Regions from separate parts of the Homo sapiens genome. Here region 2 is linked to region 1. Evidence: read pairs that join two places in POLR2A ChIA-PET (ENCODE). Cell type or tissue: OCI-LY7. All regions are shown on one strand. Links, peaks and the distances in the headings refer to the core of each region. The heading gives the core; the rest is flanking DNA.

What was found. ChIA-PET counts read pairs that join two places held together with the same protein. Peaks named below come from ENCODE experiments on the same cell type or tissue, not always from the same donor. Only the 100,000 strongest peaks of a DNase experiment are listed, where the experiment ranks them.
Region 2: POLR2A ChIA-PET joins it to region 1 with 7 read pairs; 2 of 35 experiments call an interaction of 5 or more read pairs at or near these places.

The regions. Positions count from the first base shown.
Region 1 is chr11:72,797,743-72,800,645 of GRCh38, forward strand. No RefSeq gene overlaps it. Among named protein-coding and RNA genes, the nearest start is that of STARD10, 5.1 kb to the left of the region's middle. RefSeq lists an enhancer at 440-1,177. In OCI-LY7, for the core only: no CTCF peak of the experiment used is centred there; no DNase peak of the experiment used is centred there.
Region 2 is chr11:71,785,999-71,788,901 of GRCh38, forward strand. It overlaps the pseudogene FAM86C1P. Among named protein-coding and RNA genes, the nearest start is that of DEFB108B, 46 kb to the right of the region's middle. RefSeq lists a silencer at 794-1,103. In OCI-LY7, for the core only: no CTCF peak of the experiment used is centred there; DNase peaks (open chromatin) are centred at 806, 1,053, 1,443 and 2,133; H3K4me3 peaks cover 2,500 bases; H3K27ac peaks cover 1,789 bases.

The sequences.
Region 1 (2,903 bases), core at 94-2,593:
TTTATAATGCAGGTACAGAGATCCAGGTAAGGAAGTTTTGAACACAATATTCTACATCTATCTTATTTTTTCCAAAGAAACAGGACTGTAGGTCCTGTGGCAGTCCAGAACTGATGCCAGCCCCTTTATACACAGTTCTGCTTTGCTTTGAGCCTATCAAAATATTGCTTCATTTAAATTTCACCTCATCTCCACCCCCTCCCAAACCCTGTAAAACTATCTTCCTTTGTGCTTAGTGGGACACTCCTTGGTTTCTCCAGTGTGCTGTCTGTCTCATTACAAGGGGACAAGAAACCTGACTTCATCAAACCATGGGTTTGTTCCTTGGTGGTCTTGGCTGATTGGGCTAGGACAGCCTGAAATACTGGTGTCCTCCAGGTCTGCCACAGACCCTCTCTTTACTCTGCACACTTTTTTGGGATGACCTCATTCACTTCCATCCATATGCTTATAGCCCCCAAACCTCCAGCTCAGGCCTTCTTCCTGCCTCTAGGACATCTCCCTCTGGTCGACTCACAAGTTCCTTAAACTAGGTGTGTTCAAAACTGACTTTTTTTTTTTTTTTCTGACTCTTTGGTTGGAGGGCAGCTACTCCTCACTGGGCCAGGTCCCTCTTTACCCACTGCCCACAAACTGCGTCACATTGAATCGGCTGTTTTTCACATAGATCAATATCCTAAAACCTTAGAAAGCTGGGAGGATTTCAAGGTGGGGGAAGGTAGAAACTGGGCCCGATTTGCTCCACCCCCTCATCCCTGTCTCTTGACAAGGGGTTGGGCCTCAAGGTGGAGGCTGCAGAGGAGGTCCCGCCTTTCTACCCCTTCTCCTGATCTGAGCTCTCATGGTCTCCTACCTTGAAGACTTTCTAGTCAGTTTCCCCACCCCCTCCAGTCTTGATCCCTTCTTGTGTCTTGGGAATTTCACAGCCACCTCTCTTCTCTGATCCTGGTGGCTTTCTCCTGGGGTCAGCTGAGATCTCTGCAGAGGGGCAGCCTGTGGCCTATCTGCTGCTGGGAGGGGGAGTACTGTGACAGGAAGCTTCCCTGTGGCTGTGCCTGGTTTTCCTTCTAACACTTCTTGAAACCAAACACACTTCCATAGAGGGTCTAACTTCTTTGTGAGGGGATCCTCTTGCCACTTCATCCCAATCCACCTCTGCCACGTCTCATACCAAACAAATTTGTATTCCTTTTATTCACATGACTTTGACCTGGCTTCTTTTAAAATAATATGGGGTCATCTTCCTCTCTCTTGCCTTTTTTTTTTTTTTTTCTGAGATGGAGTTTCGCTCTGTCACCCATGCAGAGTGCAGTGGCACAATCTCAGCTCATTGCAACCCCTGCCTCCCAGGTACAAGTGATTCTCCTGCCTCAGCCTCATGAGTAGCTGGGACTACAGGCATGCACACCGCCATGCCTGGCTAATTTTTTGTATTTTTAGTAGAGATGGGGTGTCACCATGTTGGCCCGGCTGGTCTTGAACTCCTGACCTCAAATGATCCACCTGCCTTGGCCTCCCAAAGTGCTGGGATTACAGGCATGAGCCATTGCGCCTGGCATCTCTTGCCCATTTCGAAGCATTTTCCACATTAGCCAATATTGAATGATGCTTGATTCTTCCCTTGGGGGGAGGAAAGGTATAATTTCAGTTCACTCCATCCCAAACACTGTTTTCCCTTTAAGGTGTCAACCTAAATAACAGAGAGGCTCTTTAAAAGAAAATGACGTTTATTTGGGAATAGAACATCGCAATGGGAATACACATGCTATAGAAACCAGTGTGTATTCAGGGAGGTAAATGAAGACAAATGTTTTCAAAGGGAAAAAATGAGGAGGATTATATAATTGTTTTGAAATAATTATGCTTGGCTACAGAGATCAGGTGACACCAGTCTGGGGTTAGCCAGGCAGTTGCTGGGCAGATTCCCTCACAGAAGTATTTTTATTTTTTTTAATTAATTAATTTTTTCTTTTTTTGTGTGGAAGGTTGCAGGTTGTGGTTTTTATAGTCGTTTGTGATTGTTTTTCTTTTCTTTTCTTTTTTTTTTTTTTTTTGAGACAGAGTCTGGCTCTGTCGCCCAGGCTGGAGTACAGTGGTGTAATCTCGGCTCACTGCAACCTCCACCTCCTGGGTTCAAGCGATTCTCCTGCATCAGCCTCCCGAGTAGCTGGTATTACAGGCGTGTGCGACCGTGCCTGGCTAATTTTTGTATTTTTGGTGGAGACAGGGTTTCGCCATGTTGGCCAGGCTGGTTTCGAACTCCTGACCTCAAGTGATCCTCCTGCCTTGGCCTCCCAAAGTGCTGGGATAACATGTGTGAGCCACTGTGCCCGACCTGTGATTGTTTTTCTTTTTCTCTTTTTTTTTTTGAGATGGAGTTTCACTCTTGTCACCCAGGCTGGAGTGTGATGGCACGATCTTGGCTCACTTGGGTTCAAGTGATTCTCCTGCCTCAGCCTCCCAAGTAGCTGGGACTACAGGTGTGTGGCACTACACCTGGCTAATTTTTTTTTTTTTTGTATTTTTAGTAGAGACGGGGTTTCACCATTTTGGCCAGGCTAATCTTGAACTCCTGACCTCAAGTAATCCACCTGCCTCAGACTCCCAAAGTGCTGAAATTACAGGCGTGAGCCACCATGCCTGGCCTGTGATTATTTTTCTTAGGAGGCATATAAGCATAACAATTCTCTCTTCATATCCTTCCCTGACCGTACTGTCAGGGTTTTTTTTTTTAAGTTAATTAATTAATTAAGCTGCTAAGTTCTAGGTAATTTGTGCTAAAATAAATTATTAAAATTAATTGATTAATTTTTTTTTTTGGAGATAGGGTCTCACTCTGTCGCCCAGGCTGGAGTGCAGTGGCACGATCTCGGCTCACTGTAACCTCTACTGCCTGGGCTCAA
Region 2 (2,903 bases), core at 230-2,729, 1.0 Mb before region 1:
TAATTATATTTTTGTTGTTTTCCACTCTGACCCCACGTCTATATCACCACCACCCCCAATCCCGCCCCCCAGGAGCTAACTCCTCCTTCCTGTCCCTGCAAGATCAAAACTCCTCCTGGAAGCCCCGCTAGCTCTGTCTGCTCGCCTTCGTGGCAGATATCACTATTGTACTTTTATACTCATTTGTGTGATAAGTACTTCAATGTCCACTTCTTCCACGAGCCCCTGAGCCCCTGGAGGGCCTGGACCACACCTAGTTTTTCTCACTGTTACATATCCCTTGCCAGACACATGGTAGACGCTTAATAAGTATTTGGTGAACGAATGGCTTGTTTGGTGACAGTCCAAAGGCTAGGGGACAGAGGGAAAGCTCCCTCCTATCGGGCCCCAGACGGGTGGCGCTGATGGAGAGGAGGCTAGGATAAGGCCTCCAGGACCGAAGCGCGCACCCATAAGGCCCCTGCCAAAAAGACCTTCCTGAAGGCGGAGGAACTGTGAGAGTGCCTACGTTGGCCCAAGGCCTGACCCGACGATCCCGGGGACCCTAGCCCTAACGGCCCCGCCTCCTGGGCCCCAAACCCGGACTCGGCCCCGCCCGAAGCTCCGGATCCTGGGGCCCGACCATGGCCCCGAGTCGGCAGACCGTGGACTCGCTCCTGGGCCTGCCTCAAACCCTCCGCAGGTAACGCCTCCCGAACTTGAGCCACACTCCAATCCCCTCCTCAAACCCCTCCCCGTTTCTCACACCTTGGACCCCTCGCTCCGTCTCGGCCCAGCCCCAAGCCCAGCTCCCTCTCCGCCCCTGAGCCCAGCCCCGACCCGCCTCCCAGTCTCTTGGTCCCTCCCGACACCGGCCCCTCCCTAAGCTCCGCCTCCCAGGGCCCGCCTCCTGAGCGCAGCCCGCAGCCCGGACTCGGCCCCGCCTCCCGGACCCTGGGCCCCTCCCCACGTCGGCCCGTCCTAAGCTCCGCCTCCCAGAGTCCGAGCAGCGCCTGGCCACGTGCTACGACATAGCCAACGCCCCGCCCTGGCCCCGCCTCCTGAGCGCTTCTCCTGGTCTGGTCTTAGCCCCGCCCCAAGACCTGTCTCCTGGACTCTGCTCCGAGTCTCGCCTCCTGAACCCAATCATTGTTTATCCCCACCCTAACGCCCGCCTCCGGGAATCTTATCCTGCCCCCATGCAAGGCCCCGCCTCCAGGACGCCTCCAACCTGGACGCTTCCGAAGCCCCACTTCCAGGATCGCCCTGTCCTGGCCCCGCCCCAGGACCCACCAACCTGAACTCTCCCGAGGACCTGCCCCAACGACACTTATCCTGGCCCTACCCCAGGCCTCGCCCTCATAATGCTCATCCTAGCCCCACCCCAAGCCCCGGCCTCATAACTCTCATCCTGGCCCCGCCCTAGAGCCACCCCCACGACTCTACCTCCAGGCCCCGCCCCCTCTCTGCCCCGGTGCACTGCCCTGGGCCCGCCCCCTCTTCAGTCCAGGCCCGGCTTCCGCCCGGTCTCCCGGCAAGGCTGAGGCCCCGCCCCCGTCATGGCGCCCGAGGAGAACGCGGGGAGCGAACTCTTGCTGCAGAGTTTCAAGCGCCGCTTCCTGGCAGCGCGCGCCCTGCGCTCCTTCCGCTGGCAGGTGGGCGGCGGGGCTAGCGGAGAGGTCCGCGGGGCTCGCGGGAGTCCAGGGGCAGACGGGATGGGTCTCCGTGCTGAAGCCCCCGGCGCTCCCGCCACGTGAGTGCCTGGGCTCTCGCCGGTCAGGTCCGCGCGACCCGGTCCCCGTCCCTGGGGCCTGGCCAGAGTCGCTCGCACCCTTCTTGCCCCGCGGGCTGGCGGCGTAAGCTGGGGGCCTCTCCACCGTCTTGGGAGGCACACGCGCACTCGTTGTGGGGTACAGTTCACGATCATTTTCACGACTTTTTAAAGACAGTAATCCTTCTGGTCACTGGGACACAGCTGCCCTCGCCCATTCTAAAAAGTCAGCGCCCTCAGGACCGCGGGTAACCACGTCCTACTGAGCGCGGTGACCAGGTCACAGGCTGTCCCTCGTGCCTCAGTGTTCTCATCTGTATGTCGAGCACTGCACAGAATTAGCTCATGCGCTGAGGCTTTCACACCTGTGATGGAAGAGACAGAGAAGGGGGTGGCCTCTCCTCTCCCTGGAGACCTGCCATTCTCAGCACAGGCCCATGGCAGGCAGCAGCCTCCCTTCTGCCAGTAGAGGGGCTTAATGCACCTGGCCCCATTTGTAATTCATGTGCGGTGAGCTCACTGGGATGAGTCAGTTTGGATATATATTCCTCCCTGGGTCTGCCCCATTTTATGGGTGTTGCTTAATCATTTGGGTTATTCCATTGACATAAAATATTTAGCACTCAGAGATCATTTCTGGTCAGGAGAAATTTGTGCATTTTTAACCCAAAATAGAAACCTTCATAAAAGCATCATAGGTCTCCATTCAATATTGACTATAATTGTTCACATGCCCGCGCTGCATGCTAACTTGGGCTCACCCTCAACACCCACGAGGTGGGTACTATTATTATCACTCACATTTAACCAGAGGGATTGTTTGATTAGGGTGCAGTAGTTGAGAGTTCACACCCAGGAGACAGCCTGCCTGCTTCGAATCCTGGCCCAAGCCCTGGCCCTGTGTGACCTTGGGCAAGTGACTGCATCTCTCTGTGCTGTTGTTTTCTTATTAATAAAATGAGGGATATAATGATACCTACCTCTTAGGGTTGTCGTCAGGGTTGAGTACAAAAGCCTGTGGATCAGTGCCTGGCTCATGATAAATGCATGTCGGTGTTAGCTAGTGTTTTTATTCAGTCTCAAAATGTTTAATAAATGCCTTCCGTGAGCCAGCCACCATGGATCAGCAGTACCCATGACAGATGAGGCTCTG